2 separate regions of the Mus musculus genome follow, and region 2 is linked to region 1. A link is a loop called in an ENCODE intact Hi-C map of the cell type or tissue named here. Cell type or tissue: heart. All regions are shown on one strand. Links, peaks and the distances in the headings refer to the core of each region. The heading gives the core; the rest is flanking DNA.

Region 1 (11,283 bases), core at 1,852-9,851:
TGGTATAGAATTGGGCTAGCAGAGAGGAAAAGGCAGTTGGCGCAGAAGATATTGTTAGGAAATAGTTGAGTCAGGGGAAGCTGAGCTGAGCCGATAGGCTACAATAGTTGCTATAGTTTGGAGCTTCTAGCATTGGGAGAACTGGGAGAAGGGACTGTTTAAGCAGCCTGTTGGGGAACTGAGGGAGGAATGATTGGGAGATTTGAAGGGGCTGGGCTGGAAAATGAAAGGAGTGCTGGCAGGGAGTTAAGAGAACTGGTTACTGTTTGTAAAAACAAACTTTGTTTTCATGTTTTACATTTAGTTTCCTTCGTTTATCCAGGCATTGGCCTCATCCTTACTCTTTGTGTGAGGTTGCCTTGCACGCGTGACCTGCAGACAAATGCTTCCCAAGGAAAGAGTGGACCCTTAGGTCTGAGCAGCTCCCATCACAGGTCAGCCTGGAGATGCCATGCTTGGACTTCCACAGCCTGCTGGCCTGTTTACTTAAAGGAAATTGTTGACTGTTGCCTAGGGTTCTCTTAAACCTTGGTTAGCATATACTCTGCTTTGTTAAATCACGAACCAAAGTCACTTCATTTAGCCTGTGCCCTGGAGTGACTTCTGAGTCACAGATTACTTAGTCTCTTCCAGACACTATTTGATTAGGTTAAGACACTGCACTGATGCATTATTCTCTAAAATTGATTATAGTATAATCGTTCCCATTTGTCACAGTCCCCATATATTACTTGTCACGTCTTCCTGAAAACACTGCTCCTCTCTGCCACTCATATTCTCGTCTACTTAATGTCAACAACTTCACCAAATGATGTGGACTTACCAAGGCTATTATGATGAATTTGGATTTTTGTTTGTTCTTTTTTTGAGACAGGATCTCACTATGTAGTCCTGACTGGCTTGCACTTGCTATGTAGATCAGACTTGACCTTGAACTCATAGAGATCCTCCTCCCTTAGCCTCCCAAGTGCGGGGACTAAAGCCATATGCCAATACTCCTGGCCTATTATGAACTTTGGATTTTAAGAACAAGGGATTTCAAGTGGGACATTGAAAACAAGAGAAGATTGTATGAGCTAGTGAGGAAAACAAAGGAAGAAGAAATAACAAAAGAAAGCAAGAGATCCTGCTCCCACTCAAACCTTCTGAAACCCACTTTCTTTGCCTCTTTCCTTCCCCATCCAACTTTCCCCTCACACCCACACTAATAGCTCAACTTTAACACACAGAAACCCTGAAAACACCTATGTTAGATGCTGGATCCAGTGAGGGAGATTTAAGATAGAGCTGGCAGAGTACAAATATTCAGATTCCTCTCAAATTTCAGAGCAGCAGACAGTGACTGAATCTAACTCTGGCTTCTGTTAGCTACTCTCTGGCCCCGGTGTTTCATATCTGTGCTGAGATGTTTATTTTATACTTGACCATCGACAAAGGGGAAAAAGTATTTAATTACAAGGTGGAGAAGACCAGGATATCTAAATAATTATAATTTTCAATTTGTATAATTAAAAAGCAAAACAGACTTGAGAAGTCCCTTTGAAAGCCACTCTTGAGGACAAAGACTCAGAGTCACAAACAAAATGAAAAATGGGTCAATAGTTCAAGGACTTTTGAGGAATAATCTTGGGTAACTAAGAAGAACCAAGAAGTTTATTTTGTATAAAAGGCTCAGACCTAAAATAGGGTGTGATAGTTTGAATAGGAATGGCCTCATACTCAGAGTCATCTATTGGATGAAACACATGGCCCACAATGGAGGAGCTAGAGAAAATACCTAAGGAGCTGAAGAGGTCTGGAACCCTATAGGTGGCACAACAATATGAACTAACCAGTACCCCCTGAGCTCGTGTCTCTAGCTGCATATGTAGCAGAAGATGGCCTAGTAGGCCATCACTGGGAAGAGAGGCCCCTTGGTCTTGCAAACTTTATATGCCCCAGTACAGGGGAATGCCAAGGCCAAGAAGTCGGAGTGGGTGGGTAGGGAAGCAGGGCAGGGGGAGGGTATGGGGGACATTTGGGATGGCATTTGAAATGTAAATGAAGAAAATATCTAATAAAAAATTAAAAAAAATTGGATCTAGTTGTCCATGTAACATAGTGTGTAAAAGCTGAAAAAAAAAAAAAGGAATAGCCTCATAGGCTCATAGATTTGAATGCTTGGTCATTGGGGAGTGGCACTAGTAGGAGGTGTGGTCTTGTGAAAGTAGGTGTGGCCTTGTTCTAGGAAGTGTGTCACTAGGGGTGGGCTTTGAGACTTCAAATGCTCAAGTCAGGCCCAGTGTCTTTCTCTTCTTGCTGTCTGAGGATCCCGATGTAGACCTTTCAGCTACCTCTCCAGCACTTTATCTGCCTGTGTTCCCTTGTCTGCCTGAGTGCTGCCATTCCATGCTTTCCACCAAGAAAATAATGGACTAAACTTCTGAAGCATAAGACAGCCCCAATTAAATGCTTTTCTTTATGCAAATTTCTGAGGTCATGGTGTCTTTTCACAGCAATAGAACACTGACTAAGACATAGAAGTTGCAGGAAAAAATAAATCTTGCACCATTGTCAAAACTCAGACTGTCTGGGGTTCATTCCTAGGTAAGTCAGAATCCTAGGGATTCTAGAGACTAGGCATTTGTATGGCACCATTGTGCTTTCCTACTCTTCTGGAAACTAATAGCCTGTGTCTGTCTGTCATATGGGGGTAGTAGAAATGATTACTTAAGGAGGCTTGCTGTTAGGTTGGGCACCAGTCTTCCCAGTGCCGTCAGGGGTTTATCGTTCTGTGCAACAAATACTTAGGTGATTTTAAGTGGTTGACTCCCTGGTACCTATGGTAGGCTGTGTCCTCTTCCACAGTTTGAAGGACTAGAGACCTTGACCATCTAGATCATTTTCTTTCACTGTAACTGACACAATCACACAGCCCACACCCCGATGTATAACTGAGTAAGCTTGGCAGTTATGGGTTGTATTATAGAATGTGTTTGTATGTTTCGGCTAACTAGGGTGCCTATTACCAATACTTCACATTGTATCCTTACAGGTGAAGTCAACCTAGATCTCAGCTAAAGGAGTAGGTAGCCTCCTCCTCCTCCTCGTCCTCCTCCTCCTCCTCTTCATCCTCCTCCTTTTTCTTCAAGTCTTCTTATATAGCCTAGGCTGACCTGGATTATTTCTGCTTCTTCCTTCCTTCCTTCCTTCCTTCCTTCCTTCCTTCCTTCCTTCCTTCCTTCCTTCCTTTCTTTCTTTCTTTCTTTCTTTCTTTCTTTCTTTCTTTCTTTCTTTCTCTCTTTCTTTTCTCTCTCTCTCTTCCTTCTTCCTTCTTTTTCCTCCTCCTCCTCCTTCTCTTCCTCCTCCATCTCTGAGTTTTTTGTTTCCTTTTTTTAAAATTATTTTTTATTTTTGAGATAGGGTTTCTGTCCTGGAAATCTCTGTAGACCAGGCTGGCCTCCAACCCAGAAATTTGCCTGCCTCTGCCTTTGAGTACTGGGATTAAAGGAAGGTGTACACCATTATCACATTACCACCCGGCTTGCCTCAGCTTCTTGATTGCTGTGTTTGCAGGTTTTCCAGTTCTTAAGATATTGAAGCCATGGTTTGTTCCCTGTCATTCACTCAGCATATGCTTGTTTAGAGTCAAGTGCTTTTTAGGCACCTCCGGTCCAACACATGGCACAGCAAGAGACTGAAAATCAAAGCTGAGAAGAAACAGTGCTGCAGCCAGAAACCTCATTTTTGTGAGTGGAAAGATTCAAGGATAGCTGGTGTCAGTGGTAAAGATTTGGACAAGCTTAGAGGGTCTTCCTACAACTAGGATTGAGGGAGCAGGGGGAGGTAACACAGAGAGGGGAAAAGGGTATCCACAAATCCTAGGCACAGACCTACTTCCCTGGGAAGATGCTAACAGATTATCACAAGTCATCTATTAATGAAAGTGCTACTGGCCAATATGATGGAAGAGTTGCACACTGTTGTCATCTCATACTAGAAGGTCCTAGATGCCCAAGTGCCTCTTGTCTCTGGAATCCTAGCAGTTGGTAGGTAGCCTTAGTGCCTCCCCAGACCCTTATGCACTGGCTATAAAGCTCTCTTCTATCTGTGGTGAAAACACAGCTCTCCATTTAACTGGAAACAAACTCCATTTCTGTGCCACATGTCAAACAGGAACCTTTCCTCCAAATAGCTTATGCACATACAAGAAAACACAAGTACTCAAACTCCCTCTCCCTTAAACGTACACTGCATTGTGCCCTTGTCCCTTTTAGCTATAGGCCTTGGAGATCACAGCCACTGGCTGTGCTTCAGGAACTTGGAATGGGGTTCTATGAAGGCTGCTGTGCTCTTCATATCTTTACCTGGAAATCCTGATGATAGGCAGTTGTAAATTGCCTACTCTCCAGAATTGGGAAATCTTTTAGGGAAACCGGCAACTCACAAGAGCATTATCTGGAAAGTAAATATTTTTCTGAGGCAGGGTCTTATGTAGCTCAGGCTGGCCTTGGACTCCATATTGCAAGAATGACCCCAAATTTCTGAACCTCCTACTTCTACCACCCAAGTGCTTGCATTAAAGGTGGAGGCCACCATCCCTAGTTTATGTGGTACTGGGGATGGAGCCTGGGTCTTCATACAGGCCAAGCAAGCCTTCTACCAACAGAGCTACATCCCTAATCCCTTGGGGTATAACTCTTTATGATTATTTCATAGAAAAATAATATATAGCGTCTTAAAACCTCAGCTCTTTGATCTGTAACCTGGAAATCCCAAAGCAAAGCAAAGCAAAGCAAAGCAAAGCAAAGCAAAGCAAAGCAAAGCAAAGCAAAGCAAAGCAAAGTGGCATGTGAAGACTCAGAGCAATGGAAAGTGGCCTGCACAGCTTTCTGGCATGCTGTGAAGCCTCAGAATGTAAGAGATGCTGGTGTTGAAGTGGAGGAGGGCGGAGACTTTCATGCAGTACTATGACCCATCTCTAGATGGGGACAAGAGTCAAAGAAGAGGCTCTTGGTTTGTCCTGTCCTATTTAAGTTTCAGGTCTCCGGAGACTTCAGAACATGCTGACCAGGTGAAGCAAGGTCACTAAGGTGAAGCAGGCAGGATTCTAGAGCTGGAGGAGTCACTTAGGGTCATTCATCACTGTTGTGGGGATGTGGTAGGCAGAGAGAAACTGAGGGTAGAGGCCAAGGAAGGATTGTGTCTGATGCTGGTAGCAAATGAATAGGTCTCCACCAGTGTGGGGACACTGCCATCCCTTTGGTGCAGGGAATGTCACCCCTCCCACCCTTAGGCCTTACCTTTGAGCCCCACTTACTTGTTGCTGGCAGAGAGGAAAGGAGGCTGTGATGTCACAGAGAACGTTAGTGACCCGGCTTTTGGACTAGACCATAAGGCGGGGAGGAAAGAGGCTATTGTGACCTGCTGACCCTTCCTATCATGATCCATCTTTCTGTGTGTGATGCCAAGCTGTCCACCATTGCTGTCCCTCAGAGCAACAGAAATCCAAGTTCTTCTGTCTGTGTGGAATACTTTGAGGGTGTCAGGCCAGAAGGGGGCGCTACAGCACTACACGAGAAAGCATGGGGCAGGGTCTGTCTCCTAATGTATCTGGCTATTAACCTCAGGGAGATGGACTTTATGCCTCAGCTGTCCTTCTGTAAAATAGGAATAATAGTTATGTGTCCTCCATGTATTTCCAGGATGAAATGACATCAGAGTTGTAAGCACTGGGCAGGTGCCTGGATGCTGTAGTAACAACTCCACAGAAGGGGAGTGGTGGCAATGTGTAAAAACAAGTGACATTTCTTCCCAACCCATCTTCCAGAAAAAGAGGAATTGATTCCTGATGGATTCCTAGAAATTTCCTCACCCTATGGGGTGGGCTTTCAGTTCCCCACTTGGAACATCTTGGTGCTATTTGGGGGAGTCACGTTAGGTGAAACCCCTCTATCAGCATTGTCTTTGGATGCATGTAGAGGTCATGGTATAACAGAAGATGGAAACAAATGGAAGTCAGTGCTGGACTTATGTGCTGGTGGGTGATGGGGGTTAAGCAACTTTAAAAGTACCAGTGGCAAGTAGCACTCACTGCTTCTTCATAGGAGCACTGAAGAGTCTCGGGTCTGGCTGCCAATCATCTTCCCTTGTACTGTTGTTGAAACTTGGACTGTCTGGGGTCCATTCCTAAACAAGTCAGAATCTCAGGGACTCTAGACACTGGGTACCAGTATGGTTTCAAAGCTTTCCTGGTGATTTCTTTGTGTAATCAGGATGTATTAAGTTGGGGCTGGTAAGATGGCTCAGTTGATAAAATGCCTGCTGTGCATGCATGAGGATCTGGGTTCAATTCCTAGGACTTATGCAATATGTTGCTATATGTGTAGGCATGCACAAATATATACATACTATATGCTGAGTCTATTCTTTTTTTGCTGTTTGTGTACATATGGTTTTAGGGCTGACCATCTTGCGTTGGATAAACAGTTAAGGGCTCTTCTCTAGGGGAGGCTAATTCTCCCTCAACAGTCATTTGTTGCCTAGAAAAAAACCCTTAGTATTGGAACTTTTTAACCCAAAGTAAGTCGATTTACTTTGAAAAGAATTCTGGGTGTGGTTGTGCATTTTTTAATCCCAGTACTGGAAGTGAAGAAAGAGCTTGCTGGCTGATTAGTCTAGCCTAATTGGTGTGCTCCAGGCCAGTAGAGACCTTGTCTCAAATGTAATGATAAACTGAATATAATGGCACATGCCTTTAACCCTAGGACTCTGAGAGGCAGGGGAATCTTTGTGTTCAAGGCCAGCCTGGTCTACCTAGTGAGACCCTGACTCAAAAGAGGTAATCAAATGAAAACAAACAGCAACGATAATGATAATGAAAGCTAGGTAGATGCTGTTCCTGAAGATGACGCTGAGGATGCCTGGTGTCCGCTGGACTCTACATGCAAACACTTATACACTAAAAAAGGTGCTGAATTACAATGTGGGAATCACATGATGTACCCACATGATGGCTCTCAACTCTAGGCTGCTTCTGAAATGCTCAAAGAAGCTTTAGAAAATGCCAGTTCTAGCTCCCAGCTCAGAAGATCTCTCTCTCTCTCTCTCTCTCTCTCTCTCTCTCTCTCTCTGTGTGTGTGTGTGTGTGTTGGGAAGGTAGAATCCAGGCACTAGTAGGTTTGAAAAATTTTCAGACAGTATTGAAACCCATTGGCTTACAGAATAGTTTTATATTTTTATTTTATTCTTGTTATTTGATAATGCACATAATGGATTCTTGATCACATCTACCCCTCATTATCATCCTACTCATAAGGACCCCCTTCCCTCTCAGAGTCCCCATCCTGCTTTCATGGCTTTCCCTTCACCTCTTTCTTTTTCGTTTTTGTGACTTACTGAGTTTGATTAAGGCTGTTTCTATGAGCATGGATTGGGGGTTATTTATTAACAAGTGGCTATTGCATTGAAGAAAATGGCTCCTCCATCCTTGGTAGCCGTTCACTGCCAATGGCTGCTCAGGGAGTGCCTCTGGAGCCTCTTCCTCATCCGTGACAGAATGTCAAGGGCCTTGTACAGATAACCACAGTTCCCGTGAGTTTATGAGTGAATGAATGTATCCTGTCCAGCAGACAACATTTTATAGTGCTATATCCACTATCTGAAACTTAACCTTTCCTCCTCTTCCCATGATGTTCCTTCCCCTAGCCTTGGGATGGGTGATACAGATGTCTTATACAGGGTTCAGAACTCAGTCTTCCTGTATTCTGAGCATTTTGATGTAATATGAGCCTCTGCATTAATTATTACACAACAAGAAGTTTCCCTGGCTAAGGTTCAGAGCAACAATAGTCAGTAGGCATCAATATAAATATTCAGAAGGCAGTTTGACAGCACATCTGCTGAGTAAATCAACGGCACTAGGGTCTTCCCTAAGCCTTGTCACTTCCCCAGGCATGGACTTCTGGTTATGTTTAGAGTACTGGGTATGAATTTTCTCAAATCCAGTCACAAAGAAGTTGGTTCTCAAAGTGGACCCATGTTTTCTTCCCAAGTTTCTGCTATCCACTCTCCCAACACCCTCTCCCCTTCTCCACACCTCTTTGCCCTCATTATTGCTTAACCCTCTCCAACCCCTGTATCGCCTCTTGCTACCTTGAACACTTGTCCAAATGGTTTTCAGAGGATCCTTAATTTCCCCGTTGTCATGGAGGCATCCTTTAGATGAACCTTGCATGAACAGCATTAAACATGAGCTTACAACCAGGATTCCCCAAGAGTCAGACTTGAAGATAGCTTACTCTTGGAAATCCCTGTTTGCGGAAATTGTGAACACTGATCTTAAAGAGCTCATGAAGCAGTTGAGTGAGATTGTTTGAGGACACAGAGAGTAAGGAGAGTCACGTTTCCAAATAGTTTCATTCAACATGGAGCTGTAAATGCGGACAGTCTTTGAATCCTTGTAAGCAGGTACTTCATGATTCATGCACTACACTTTATATATTCAAGTTGGTGAAAATACTGATGGGGGGGGGGAAATCCCTTTATGCCTGGGAACTAAGACTTTGCCTTCTGTTTGGGGTGATTTACTGTTCAAGGATGTCTGATAAGGCTGTTTCCCTCTCCTTGGGTCTGGAGTGAGAAGATTAGCCTGAAGTTTCCTGTATTGGTCTGGTTCAGGCAGTGAGCAGTGAAATCTTGAACTAAGTTACTGGGGTTAGGATGAGTCAGGTCTGGGGACAGATCACATGGATAGGAAGTTTATTATCTTAAGTTACTGTTCGACTTTGCCCTTAACCATAAACCCTTCTGATCTTCAGTTTCCTGATGTTTACAGCGGGAATAATTAGTAGAGCTGATTTGAGGGACAAGTTAGACCAGTCCTGGAAGCCTGTAAATAGAGCTCCCGGGAGAGGAGACACACTCAGTGAATGTTGTTGCCATTGCTGCATCAGTATTATTTGATGCTAAGATCAGGGCTAGTTACTTTTCTCATTGCTGTGACCAAGAACTTGAAAAAATAAATTTAGTGAAAGGAAGGTTTATTTTGGTTTATAATGGTTTGACACTCTGACCCACCATGGTGGGGAAGGCATGGGTTATGAGATAGAGGCAGTTGTTCATATGGTATCCACAGTTAAGAAGGAGGGAGGGAGGGAGAAAGAGAGAGAGAGACAGACAGAGAGAGACACACAGAGAGAGAGAGAGAGAGAGAGAGAGAGAGAGAGAGAGAGAGAGAGAGATGCTGGTGCTTAACCCATTTTCTCCTTTTTATGTAGTTCAGGATTTGAACCCATGGATTGGTGCCAATCATATTTTCCATGGATCTTTCCACCTCATTAACTCAGCTTAGAACCATCTTCACAGACTTGCCTAGAGGTTTGTCTCTTAGGTGACTCTAAATCCAGATAAGTTGATAATATTAATCGTCCTGTGAGTGAGGGACAAGGCAGAGCCTGAGCCGACACCTCCATGTCTTTTATATCTGTGGCTGTGAAATCAGAAAATTTGGAAAGAGGAACAAATTTTGGATGAGGATAAGTTCAGGTTTGGAAAAAAAATAAAACAAAGCAACAACAATAACTACAACAAAAGAAAACCTTTATTTTGGTGGGATGGATCAGTGGGAAAAGGCTCCTGCTCCGAGCCTCCCACTCCCGACTCCCGAGCCTCCAAGCCTGGTGACCTGACTTAGATTCTCAGGCTCTACGTGGTGGAAGGAGAGAGCCCATGCCCACAAGTTATCTTCTGACTTCTGTGCGTGCCTTCCCGGACTAATGCAATAATGATAAAACCCCTTGATTTTGTGACAGCATGATGTCGATAGGAACTTGCAAAGCAATGTATAGAGAAGATCCATGGCACCCTCCCCCCCCTCAGCTCTTCCTGTATCCTTCCTGCAAGATCAGAAGCAGGAAAATAACACTGGTATGACCCACAGAGCTTATGTAAATCTCATAGTTAACATGTTCTCGTGTGTGTGTGTGTGTGTGTGTGTGTGTGTGTGTGTGTGCGCGCGTGCTGGCGATATTGGCTTTCAAGTTGATCAAAAGTACAATTCCCTGTGTCACCCATAGAACGTATGTTGAGTTAGGAGGGCCCTCTGTGCTCTCCCTTTGCTCTCTCACACTCACTCTTTCCCTAGGAACCTGCTTTCCATCCTCACATTGTGTCAGTTCATATTTGTGACATGAACGGAAATGGGCTGTGTGCTTGTACAAACTTGAGGTTGGCGTTTATTACTCAGCACGCTCTCCTCGTGATCCCCTTCAGTCTGAGCTTGCTTTAGTGATGGTTAACTGTTTCGTTGTTGAGTAACGATGGACCACAGGTCTTTGGGAGTCCATGCTCACTGAAAGGTATTTGCATAGAATCCAGTTTTTAACGGTCACAAATAAAGATGCTGTGACCTAAACATTCTTTTATAAACCTTTTTATTGATTCTTTGTGAGTTTCACACCATGCACCACAGTCCCTTTCATCTCCCTAGCCCCTCATATCTGACCTTTGACCTTGCAAACTCCCCCTCCAATAAAATACACACACAAACAATAACAACAACAAAAAAAAAGCATAGAAAACATCTCATTGTGGAAGCTGTAGTATATCATACACTGTCTCACAGTATATCCCTGTATCTACACATCTTCACTTACAAATGTTCACTGCAATGAGTCATTGGTCTATTCAAGATATCTGGTTTCTTTTTTTTTTCCTTTTTTTTTTCTTGGATATTTTATTTATTTGCATTTCAAGTGTTATACCATTTCTCGGTTTTCCCTCCAGAAACCCCCTAACCCATCCTCCCTCTCCCTGCTTCTATGAAGCTCCTGAACCACCTACCCAACCCCACCTCCCTGCTCTGACATTCCCCTACACTGGGGCATTGAGCCTTCCCAGGACCAAGGGCTTCTCCTCCCATTGATATCCAACAAGGCAATCCTCTGCTACATATACGTCTGGAACCATGGGTCCTTCCACGTGTACTCTTTGGTTGGTGGTTTAGTCCCTGGAAGCTCTGAGGGTTCTGGTTGGTTGATATTGTTGTTCTTCCTATGGGTTGCTATCCCTTTCAGTTCCTTCAGTGCTTTCTCCTCCATTGGGGACCTCGTGCTCAGTCCAATAGTTGGCTGTGAGCATCCACCTCTGTATTTGTCAGACTCAGACAGAGCTTCTCAGGAGACAGCTATATCAGGCTCCTGTCAGCAAGCACTTCTTGGCATCCTCAGTAGTGTCTGGGTTTGGTGTCTATATATGGGATAGATCCCCAGGTGGGGCAGTCTCTGGATCAGCACTTTGTCTCCA
Region 2 (11,283 bases), core at 1,028-9,027, 220 kb after region 1:
GCTAATATCCACTAATCAGTGAGTGCATATCAAGTTACTTCTTTTGTGATTGGGTTACCTCACTCAGGATGATATCCTCCAGATACATCCATTTGCCCAAGAATTTCATAAATTCATTTTTTAATAGCTAAGTACTACTCCATTGTCTAAATGTACCACATTTTCTGTATCCATTCCTCTGTTGAGGGACATCTGGGTTCTTTCCAGCTTCTGGCTATTATAAATAAGGCTGCTATGAACATAGTGGAGCATGTGTCCTTCTTACCGGTTGGAACATCTTCTGGGTATATGTCAAGGGGAGGTATTGCTGGATCTACCAGTAGTACTATGTCCAGTTTTCTGAGGAACTGCCAGACTGATTTCCAGAGTGGTTGTACCAGCTTGCAATCCCACCAACAATGGAGGAGTGTTCCTCTTTCTCCACATCCTCACCAGCATCTGCTGTCACCTGAAATTTCGATCCTAGCCATTCTGACTGGTGTGAGGTAGAATCTCAGGGTTGTTTTGATTTGCATTTCCCTGATAATTAAGGATGCTGAACATTTTTAAAGTGCTTCACAGCCCTTTGGTATTCCTCAGTTGAGAATTCTTTGTTCAGCTCTGAGCCCCATTTTATAATGGGATTATTTGAATCTCTGGAGTTCAGCTTCTTGAGCTCTTTGTATATATTGGATATTAGTCCCCTATCAGATTTAGGATTGGTAAAAATTCTTTTCCAATCTGTTGGTGGCCTTTTTGTCTTATTGACAGTATCTTTTGCCCTACAGAAGCTTTGCAATTTTATGAGGTCCCATTTGTCGATTCTTGATCTTACAGCACAGACCATTGCTGTTCTGTTTAGGAATTTTTTCCCCTGAGCCCATATCTTTAAGGGTTTTCCCCACTTTCTCCTCTATAAATTTCAGTGTCTGTGGTTTTATGTGGAGTTCTTTGATCCACTTAGACTTGAGCTTTGTACAAGGAGATAAGAATGGATTAATTCTCATCCTTCTACATGATAACAACCAGTTGTGCCAGCACCAATTGTTGAAAATGCTGTCTTTTTTCCACTGGATGGTTTTAGCTCCCTTGTCAAAGATCAAGTGACCATAGGTGTGTGGGTTCATTTCTGGGTCTTCAATTCTATTCCATTGATCTACCTACCTGTCTGTCGCTGTACCAGTACCATGCAGGAAACACCAATTACTTTTCTTTGATTTCTCTTAACATCAAAGGACTCAATTACCCAATAAAAAGATATAGACTAACAAACTGGCTACACAAACAGGACCCAACATTTTGCTGCTTACAGGAAACCCACCTCGGGGATAAAGACAGACACTACCTCAGAGTAAAAGGCTGGAAAGCAATTTTCAAGCAAATGGTCTGAAGAAACAAGCTGGAGTAGCCATTCTAATATCAAATAAAATTGACTTCCAACTCAAAGTTATCTAAAAAGACAAGAAGGGGCACTTCATACTCATCAAAGGTAAAAATCTACCAAAAGTTCATCTACAAAATGAACTCTCAATTCTAAATATCTATGCTCCAAACGCAAGGGCAGCCACATTCATTAAAGAAACTTTAGTAAAGCTCAAAGCACACATTGCACCTCACACAATAATAGTGGGAGACTTCAACACCCGACTCACCAACGGACAGATCCTGGAAACAGAAACTAAACAGAGACACATGGGTACTACCAGTTACTTCCTTTATCTTATTGTCCAGATTCATTCGAGAAAGACCCTGGGGCCCCGAGAACAGCTAGAAGCTGAGTGAAGGGTTCCCTCTGCTGTCTGAGCAAGCTCACTACTAGAGGAACCCCCAGCAGAAGTAGGGGCAGTATTCATCTCTAGCTGTTCTGGACTCACACGGGGCTTCTGGCCCATCAAAGGCTGAAGGCCAGCTTCCACTCTCTAGATCTTAGCCCATAATTATCATCTAAGCAGTGTTCTTGTGAGGCTTGTTGCTGCCCTGCACATACTCGTGGATGTGTATAACCAGAAATTTGATCCCAAAGTGTAATAGTCTAAGGAAGTGTGACTGTTGTCCAATCTCATCTTTGGGACTGTAGAACATCAACCAAAAGAAACCAGAGAGATGCAAATCGGACTCTCTTTGCTGTGAATCACTTTCTAATTTATGTTCCCTACAGCTCTGATGGGCTTTTGACTCCTCCCAATCTCTCCAGTATCAGCCCATACCCTCCCTCATTTTATTCTGTGTCTTAATAGTAATAAATGTCATCACCACTACCACCATCATAACTAATGTTGACTATTTCTGTAATGTTTTACTGAGCATGCTACAGCCATGATTTCATTTTTACATTTTTTTACAAGCATCCCATAAGAGATTTAATTTTTACAATCATCCCATGAGAGATAGTTTACAGTTATCTCTGTTATTTACATTAGAAACTATAGGTTTTAAAAGTTTAACTGGAGGGTGGGCAAAGATGGAGCAGAGACTGAAGAAATGGCCAAACAATAACGGCCCAACTTGAGACCTATCCCTTGGGTAAACACTAATCTCTGACACTATTACGGATGCCATGTTGTGCTTGCAGACAGGAGTCTAGCATAACTGTCCTCTGAGATGCTCTACCCGGCAGCTGACTGAAACAGATGCAGATGCCGTATGAAGTATGAAGCAGAGGACTGCTTTGTATTGCCTCAGCAGGAGAGGATGTGCATAATTAATCCTGCAGGGACTTGATATTCCAGGGTGGGAGGGGATATATGGGTGAGGAGTGGGGGAGCATCCTCCTAGAGGAGAAGGGGAGGGGAAATGGGAAGAAGGACTCTGTGAGGGAGGAATGGGATGAGGGTGCAGCAGTTGGAATATAAATAAATAAATAGATGAATAAGAAAGGGTTAACTGGCTTGTTCTCAGCCACACATCTAGTTGCTAGTAGGGTGGAGATCAAAACTCAGTCAGTGTGACTCTAATGCCCAAACGGATTTCCCCCCACTCTACACAAGTTTGGAGACGTGCAGCTCCAGTACACAACTACATGGATATGCTTCCACCTGCATACCTCTGGTTCCTGTCAAGTGGAATGCCCTGCCTCTATCAAGCCAGTTGTCCTTTAAAACACATCCTGGCAGAGACTACTGTTTAGTCTCTCCTACTGATCAGCCAAGAAGATGCATTTGCTGAGTGGAGTCAACTAGACCATCTCTCTTATTTCCTTCTGTAGCTCTGGCTGGACCAGTGCTAAGGGCATCAGTGTAGTGAGAAGGAGTGCTTGCTTTTTCCCCTGGCAGGGAGAATATTGGCCTGACTCTCACAGATTCTAAGTTAGGTGGAAAAGTAGGATTCATGCCCTGGATCAAAGCCAGGATGTCACATCAAAAACAGGCTCTATCTCTCTAGTCCTAAGGTCCCTCTGTATCAGGTGGCTTGTGGTGATATCTGCCAGAGCTGAGCATCTACAGATGGTGGCAGAAGTACAAGCCCAGGCTTGTCTCTCACACATGCAGGCGTTTTTTTCTTCTGTTTTTCCCCTTTGGTCTTCATGTGTACAGTGGGGTGACCTCAGCTGTAATTCTGAGAAACCCAATGATGGAAAAAGTCTACCTTATTTTGAAGCATTTGCATTTCCTGAAGTCAAATGGCAGGCATACTGTAGTTTTTCTTCAAGAATTGATTAGATAGTTTCATGCTTAAGACTAAGCACAGGCTTCTCCTTCTAAGAATGCCATTGCTGGAGTTGGTTCAAGGAGGGGCTGGGTATTGAGAGATTGACACTGTTGAGCTGGAAGAAGACCTTGGAGAAGGGTGCCATCTCTGTTACTTCACTTTTGGAGGTGTCAGCAAAAGAAGAGTGAAGGATGCGTGGTGGGGTTCAAACCCCAAGAGTCTTAGTGGCTTCTGAAGGCTTAAAATGCTCTCAGCTGACAACTAACACCACTCTGATCTCCTTTTCCTCACATGGTTTCCGGGGCAGACATATAAGAAGGACACCCAAGTTATAACCCAAGTCACAGAGATGGGAGCTTGAATATTTGGCCAGTCAGTGCTGTTCAAAAAGTGGGCTGGCCGCTTTGAAAGTCACAGGGATCTTGCTAAGACCTAGACAATATTTTGTGGGGTACCAGTCATGCAACTCAAGTCTCATCAGCTTGTGAACCCATGATAAGATAGTCTATTGTGGATATGAAGACTTGTATAGGTGCCCCAGGCAGTAGGAATCTTGCTGTGGCTCCAGAGATTTGTGGACTGAGCATCTAGACTGTATCTCTGCAATCTGTCTCCTCAGTGCCTGAGTCTGGAGGGGTTTATTCTGAGAGAAGAGGCTTAGTTGATGTTTGGATGTTGGGAGTCTGGAATATTCTCTTTCAGATTTTAGCGTTCCTATTTAGATGGGGAACATTGTTGACTGAGATGTAGAAATGCCTTTCTAGATCATTCTAGAGCAGTGAGGGTTAAAGGGAGGAGAGATGAGTCTGTAGCCATTACACACACCCGGGACTGAAGCCTCAGGAGACAGCTGGAGGACGTTGCTGGGAAAGCAGCTTCAGGGTGCCTTCCTGATCCTGAGTCTGGGAGAGTGCCCGGGTCAAGTCACAGGTCAGGGAAATGGGGCTTTCGAGTCAGATGATTTGTGACCTAGTCAACTTCTTCAGAACGACTCCTATAAGGACCGGGCAGATGGTGCTTCTCAGAGAACATGTGGTTCTAGTGAAGGTGTTGGATCCGTCATTTCCTCTCCCAGAACTTCAGCTCCTTACTGTACCAGTGAAGTAAACCCAGTGACACTCAACAGAGATGCGTAGCTAATATGACACACATTAAGATTACAGATGTCTAGTAACAGACACAGCACATGGCTAGCCGTGACTCTGAGAATGTGAGGTCGCTTTTCTTTTTGTCTCTTTTTCTTGTTTTCTTGGGATAGCTCTGTGATGCCATACAGAGAGGATTAGATAACGAGATGCTCATTAAAATGAAACACTGTATTACCTGTGAGAGTAGAGTTTCCCACTTCTGGACACAATTGTTTGAGGCTCTCTGATTTGAAGGGGTGGGGCGGGGAGGGATGAAACACTGTATCGCCTGTGAGAGTAGGTTTTCTCAGTTCTCTACACAATTGTTTGAGACTCTCTGATTTTGTGGGGGAGGGGAGGGTGAAGACCTCTTGGAAATATCTTAATCTTTGAAGAAACAGAAGAAACGTTTTAGTTTCTTCTTCCCTGGAGAATGAATACCCAGGGAAAGTCCCAACAGCGACATCTAGAGGAATCTTCATTCCCAGCCGAATTTGGGATCAATGGGAACTCTTAACCTGGCGGGCATTGTGCAAAGGGTCACTTCACAGACATTCCTTCAAATCTAACCATTTCCTTGATGCTACCAGGCCAAGAATATTTATGATATAGACAGGAATCTCAAGAGAAGTCATATGTAAAAGGGAGACTCTGGATTCACAACGGTCCTTGAAAAAAAAAATCCCTAATAGACAGCATGCTTATTGTTGAACACAGAGAAAACAATGAACAGAAATGGGTTAAAATGAAGTTAGGATCCACATCAATACTGTGAAGGCTTTTGGGAGCTGGAAGTGCTGACCTGTTGTGGTAGTAAGGTAAACACATCTGACTCTAGGGCACTTCATTGCAGGTAATGCATGTTAAAGACTGATGGGCCTGACAGTTGGTGGTGGGGCTGTTTAAGAAACATTGTAAGACTCTTCTAACATTCTAAATGGCCTTTCCTGTGCCACCGCTCATTTGCAGTGCGGAAGCACAGAAGCGCTCTCAGGATATGAGACCCGTGTGAGTCCAAATCCCACCCTGGTTCCCTACTGCTTGTACGGATTACCCCGAGTATGTGAGACTTTCCGAGTTGCTCCTTCTTCCTCAAAGTGAGCGCATCCACCTTAACCGCTTGCAAGAGGATTAAATGGAATAATGGACAACACTGAGCCTATTGCATACCACACAAATAATACCAAATAGTGGCTCCCCTTCTCTGGTCTGGGGCCTGGGTTACCTGCCTGGCACACAGATGTCTCTGGGGCTTGAACAGAGTATAAAAAGGAACCAGTTTGAGGTCTAGTACTATCTACCCTTCTTCCCTCCTCCCCCCTCCTCTCCCTTTATTTCCCTCCTTCTTCCATCCTCTTAAAGTGCAGGATGATAGGCAAGTTGGCATATCCTCTGGAGCTGGAGACTGGGAATTATATCTGGCAATTCTAGCATCAAATGGAAACCTTTTTACCTTCTTTGTGTTCTCTCCTCTCCCCTATACCTCATGTTGTCTCCTGCCTCCTCATTCTTTTTTGGGTATGTATGAAAATTAGGAGTTGTGGCTTTAGAATGCTAGATAGCCTATGCAGGACTCCATTCCACATCATTCAGAATGGCTCACTTCCTGGGTATTTTCCACAGAGAGATTCCTAATTCCTCTTATCTCTGCCTTGAGCAAAAGAAAGTGGGTTTAAGAGCAGGTTTTATTGAGTGTGTTAAGATTGACTGGAGGAACAAATAGGTTCCTTGTGGCAAGTGAAGTATGTGACCGGCTGAAAAGCAATTTATCCCCATGGGAAAGCATCGTATGATGCTGCAAAGGGGACGAAGAAAAATGGAACCCAGGAGTAACAACTGCAGACGTGGATATTCTGGATCCAGCCCCATTCCACTGACAGAGTAAGACTCTGCCAGCCAGTGTTTATTCTTCTGAGGGGAAGGGAGTGTGAGGACAAGGAAGACTGTCATTCCTTGTGCCTTCAGTGTGGCTTCTATATGACAAATGGTCATAGACCATTTGGGTCAGTAAAATACTGGGGAGAAATTAGTCTCCCTGGCTGTACGGTTTTCTCACACTCAGTATTTCTTTATCATATAGCCTGCCTCATTTCACCTCTTTTGATGCCCATTTTTCCCTTTTAGCTTTGGACGGTATGAACATCCTCAGGACATTAAGGACCTCTGGGTACCATGGGCCACATAAGCATTTGCAAGAAAAAAACCAAAGCAAAATAAACAAGTTAAAAAAAAAGCAAAACAAAAAAACAAAACCAAAAACCAAAACCAAAACCAAAAACAGAAACAAAAAACCCAAACCAACAACTTTTTCTAATGACAGGATATGGAATCACTCCAGGTCACATGACCCTCTCAAGCCTGTCCCAAAGCACCAGTGGCCCTCTCTGTCCATCCCAGAACTTGGTGACAGAGTATGCTAGCCTTTGAGAAGTTCCTAGTGGCTGAAATATCTTCAGCTTTACAAAAGAGAACCCCAGACGCCTCCACCACCTGCTGGGAGGCACAGTACTGTACCATTTTGTCCTGACAGCATTTCTGCACATCTTACATCCTTCTGCAGATATTGGTATACAAAGATTTGAGGTTTTGTTGGGCATGGGGCTGGAAAGCTGTGTGACCAGGGGAGCTGGTTCAGAGCAAGAGTGAGGATGAATTGTGTCCAAACCCTGAAAATCTTGTCTTGAGTCAGGCAGGAGTAGGACTGCTTCCTCCTTGCTCTGGGCTTGCACGGCCAGGCAATGTAAGCCTTATGACCCCCCACCTCCACCACCATTGAGGTTGTCACATAGCCTGCTGGCCAGATTATAGGTTAAACTTCATCTCACCCTTATAAGGATATGTCCTACAAGCACCTGGGATTCCTCTTTATGCAAATGAAACATTCCCCAGCACTTGTGCCCCAGCCAAAGATGAACACTCACCCTGCAAGCCCCTACCCATGCCCCAAGGGTTAGATAGTTCTTGTTCTTCCCTAATAAAGAGAGCTGTTTCACTGAAAACTGTCTCTGGAGAAGGCTGTTTCTCCTGATCTCATTCAGTACAAGATCCTGTCTAACCTACCTGCCTTGGCTAAGCTTCATTCCTACCAGTCCAGCCTTGTGAGGAACGGTGCCTGGTGGGGTCTGGAGGGGGAAAAGCAGACCCAGGGCAGTAGTTGAAACTCCTGGGAAATCCAGGTAAAGAGCCCTATAATCTGAGATTTGGACGAATGAGCCCAGTAGTGAGCAACACTAGAGAGTCAAAACTCACTGGAAGCAAAACATTAAAACAAGAAATGACAAGAGGATGCAGGAGCCTTGGTTTTAAGCTGTATGTGGAGGAGGCAGACTGTTTCATGGAAGATGGAAGAGCAAAGTGGACCAGATGGATGCTCTGAGGTCCAGCCAAGTGGGAACATGAAGGTGTATTTTTGGCTTGATTTCATGTTCATGGTGGTTCTCTGCAGGAGGCATGTTACCTCTGTCTGCTAGAGGAGAGAATAAAACCCAGCACGAAGCATACAGGACAGGCTTGCCTCCCAGCCTTCCAGTTTGTCCATGAATTCAACTGAATGGCTAACAAGCCTCAAGCACAGTGGGCCGAGTGCAAGTCAGCCATTGACTGGGTCCTATTCTGGCCAGGAATGACAAGTTTGTGTTAGGGCTCATTACTAACACGGGTGTGGTTTTCTGTGGTTTCCCTGTAGCTAAGGATATCCTGTGCTTAGCATGTGTGCAGAGCCCTGCATCCTAGGCTCTGGTCAGTGCTGGTTTCCTGGTTACAACAGCTGTCATGGTAGCTGCAATCCTTGCAGCTTCTGTCCTTGTGACAAACCTCATGCCATCCCTGGGACTTCCTCCCAGGAACTTCTGGAAAGTAGGTCTGCCCTGCCTGGGATGTCTTGCAACAGTGTTCTCTTTTTCCCTGCCTGCTTCTTTTCCTTTCCCAAAAGGGCAATTTGTTTCTTGTGTTGGCTTAAGATTAGTTTGTTGGTGAAAGAGATTGTGGCTTCAGATTTTCTTCAGACAACTGTCAGGCTATTTCTTTCTCTCTTTCTATATAGGACAAGAGAATTCTAGTCTCAGGAAGTGTCAAAGAGCTCTGCTAGTGTGTGTGCACATACATATTCATGTGTGCATACATGTGAGGTTAGAGGTCAACACAGTATGTCTTCCTCAATTGCTTGCTGTCTTTCTTCCTTTCTTTCTTCCTTCCTTCCTTCCTTCCTTCCTTTCTTTCTTTCTTTCTTTCTTTCTTTCTTTCTTTCTTTCTTTCTTTCTTTCTTTCTTTCTTTCTTTCTTCTTTCTTTCTTTCTTTCTTTCCTTCTCCCTCCCTCCCTCCCTCCCTCCCTCCCTCCCTCCCTCCCTCCCTCCCTCCCTCCCTTCTTTCTTTCTTTCTTTCTTTCTTGTTTTTTTTTTTGGGGTTTTTTTTTTTGTTTGTTTGTTTTTTTGTTTTTTTGAGGCAGGGTTTCTCTGTATCGCCCTGGCTGTCCTGGAACTCACTTTGTAGACCAGGCTGGCCTCGAACTCAGAAATCCGCCTGCCTCTGCCTCCCAAGTGCTGGGATTAAAGGCGTGTACCACCACCGCCCGGCCCTACTGTCTTATTTCTTAAGACAAGGTTTCTTACTGATCCCAGAGCCTTCCAGTTTGGGTAGGCTGCCTGGCCAGTGAGACTCAGAGACCTTCCTGTTTCTGTGTTCTCAATGCTTGTATTATTGGTATATACAACTGCTCCTGCTTTTTATGTGGGTGATGGGGATGTGACTCAGGCTTTCATGCTGCATAGCAAGCATTTACCTGCCTACAGGCTTGTAAAAGAAGCATTCTTTCTAGCTCCAACTTGAATTAATTTAGTATATTTAGTCCAGTGATGTTCAGAGGGGAGAAAAGTTTTCCTAAAGAGACACCAGTTCCTGCTGGTGTGGGAACCAGGTTTTGGCCTCAGATGTTATTTTTCTCCCTCATCCTATTATAGGGCCCCCAATTTGTGGAGTCAAGGTAAGTATGCATGTACATTAAAAGTGGGAGTTAGGGGCCATGCACAGCAGGGTGCTGGCTGAAGTAGGGGCAACAGAGGAAACCTTGGAGTCTCATATTTGCAGGACTCTTTTGTCTTCTGTATAGCCTTTAACAAGTCCCCCTGACTTCCCGGATCTCAGAAACTTACCTGCAAACGGAATGTCAATGGGAATACACCCATCCCTCCACCCCGTACTGATAACTCTCAAGGCTGATCCTCAGACCAACCCAAAGGAAGTAGGGAAAAGTCTTTAAGGCAAATTTAACATTCCTAGTGAGGCGTATTATCAGCATTGACGAATAGAATCTAGTTGTCGAACCCCTGAATTAAAGACAGAGGTTATTTTGGTGTTGGTGTTGGTGTTAGTTCTTGTTCGGATATTCCTAGTCAAGGGACAGGTGAGGAGGGAGCTGGGAAGTGGTCAAACCCACAGTTTCCCAAACTTGGGATTTCATGAACAAAAGTTGTTCCCTCAAATGAAAAACCGGGGAGTAACATGGAAAGTTTGCTTTATTCTGCCTCTTATGATCATGAAAACAGAATACATGACAAAGCCAACCTAGCATCTGTGTCACTTTCTTCCTGTGATGGGAGGGGCAGTCTAACACCAGAGCACAGTGGGATATGCTTTCCCAGAAAGAGTGTTTTCATCTTAAGTGTAACGTAGCAGCTGTCAAGAAGACAACTTTGTTCTTTGTTTTCTTTTATTTCATGTGATCTAAGGATATCCTGTGCTTAGCATGTGTGCAGAGCCCTGCATCCTAGGCTCTGGTCAGTGCTAGTTAACTAGCACTGTAACTAGTCAGTGTAACCCACTAGTTAAGAGCTTTATACTTGGTGACCAATGTTTGGAGCACTCTACAACCAAGAAAGAACAGCTAGTGAGTGTGGCTGGGGTCCTGACACTGAATCAAGGCTATCTTTACCACAGACATTATATCTATGGGAGGTGGCTACTGCCCCTTGCCAAATGAAAACTTCCAATTTTTCCTAGAAAAATCTAAGTCGGGGTGGTGGCAGGACAATGGAAGGAGAGGTGGAGGAATTAAGTTTAATCACTGCATGCCGCTCCTTGCAAAGCTCCACAGGAACATATGCAACAAGTTAGCGAGGATGTCCACCTCCAAAGCCTACACTCCCTGTACCGCAGGAGTCTGCTCTTCCAGTCTATGGGCCAAGCCCAACCATTGTTTATTCTGTAAGTGAGGCCCAGGGGATAGTAGTCACGCTCACAGACTTGGGTGTTTTCAGGCTGTCTCAATCATGGTAACTGCATGACTGATTCAGCCAAGGCACGCAAAGCCTAGAATATTTACTATCTAAATCTTTGTAGGCAGTGTCTGTGCCCTTCTAACTTTACCTCTCTCTTTGACTGCATATCTGGTTATCTACACAAAGTGAGGGAATTAAGACCACATACTCGGCCCTAAGTGTTTTTGGCCAATATTGAGCTTATTCATCAATCTTAAAAGGTTCAGAAGGCTGCCTGTCTACCCAGGGCTCCTTGCCCATACATTCTAAGTCTTCAG

What was found. Hi-C counts contacts between places; a loop is a spot of excess contacts. Peaks named below come from ENCODE experiments on the same cell type or tissue, not always from the same donor. Only the 100,000 strongest peaks of a DNase experiment are listed, where the experiment ranks them.
Region 2: it touches region 1 in a loop (2.8-fold over the local background); 8 of 42 quality-filtered maps call a loop at or near these places.

What each region holds. Positions count from the first base shown.
Region 1 is chr4:63,617,107-63,628,389 of GRCm38, forward strand. Tex48 (testis expressed 48) reads right to left here and starts at 5,327. Exons shown (of 5, transcript NM_029324.3): 1 at 5,300-5,327. In heart, for the core only: a CTCF peak has its summit at 5,544 (motif pointing right); no DNase peak of the experiment used is centred there.
Region 2 is chr4:63,838,899-63,850,181 of GRCm38, forward strand. All of the region lies in intron 2 of Tnfsf8 (tumor necrosis factor (ligand) superfamily, member 8), which reads right to left. Among named protein-coding and RNA genes, the nearest start is that of Tnfsf8, 17 kb to the right of the region's middle. In heart, for the core only: CTCF peaks have their summits at 1,779 (motif pointing left) and 5,231; no DNase peak of the experiment used is centred there; H3K27me3 peaks cover 3,928 bases.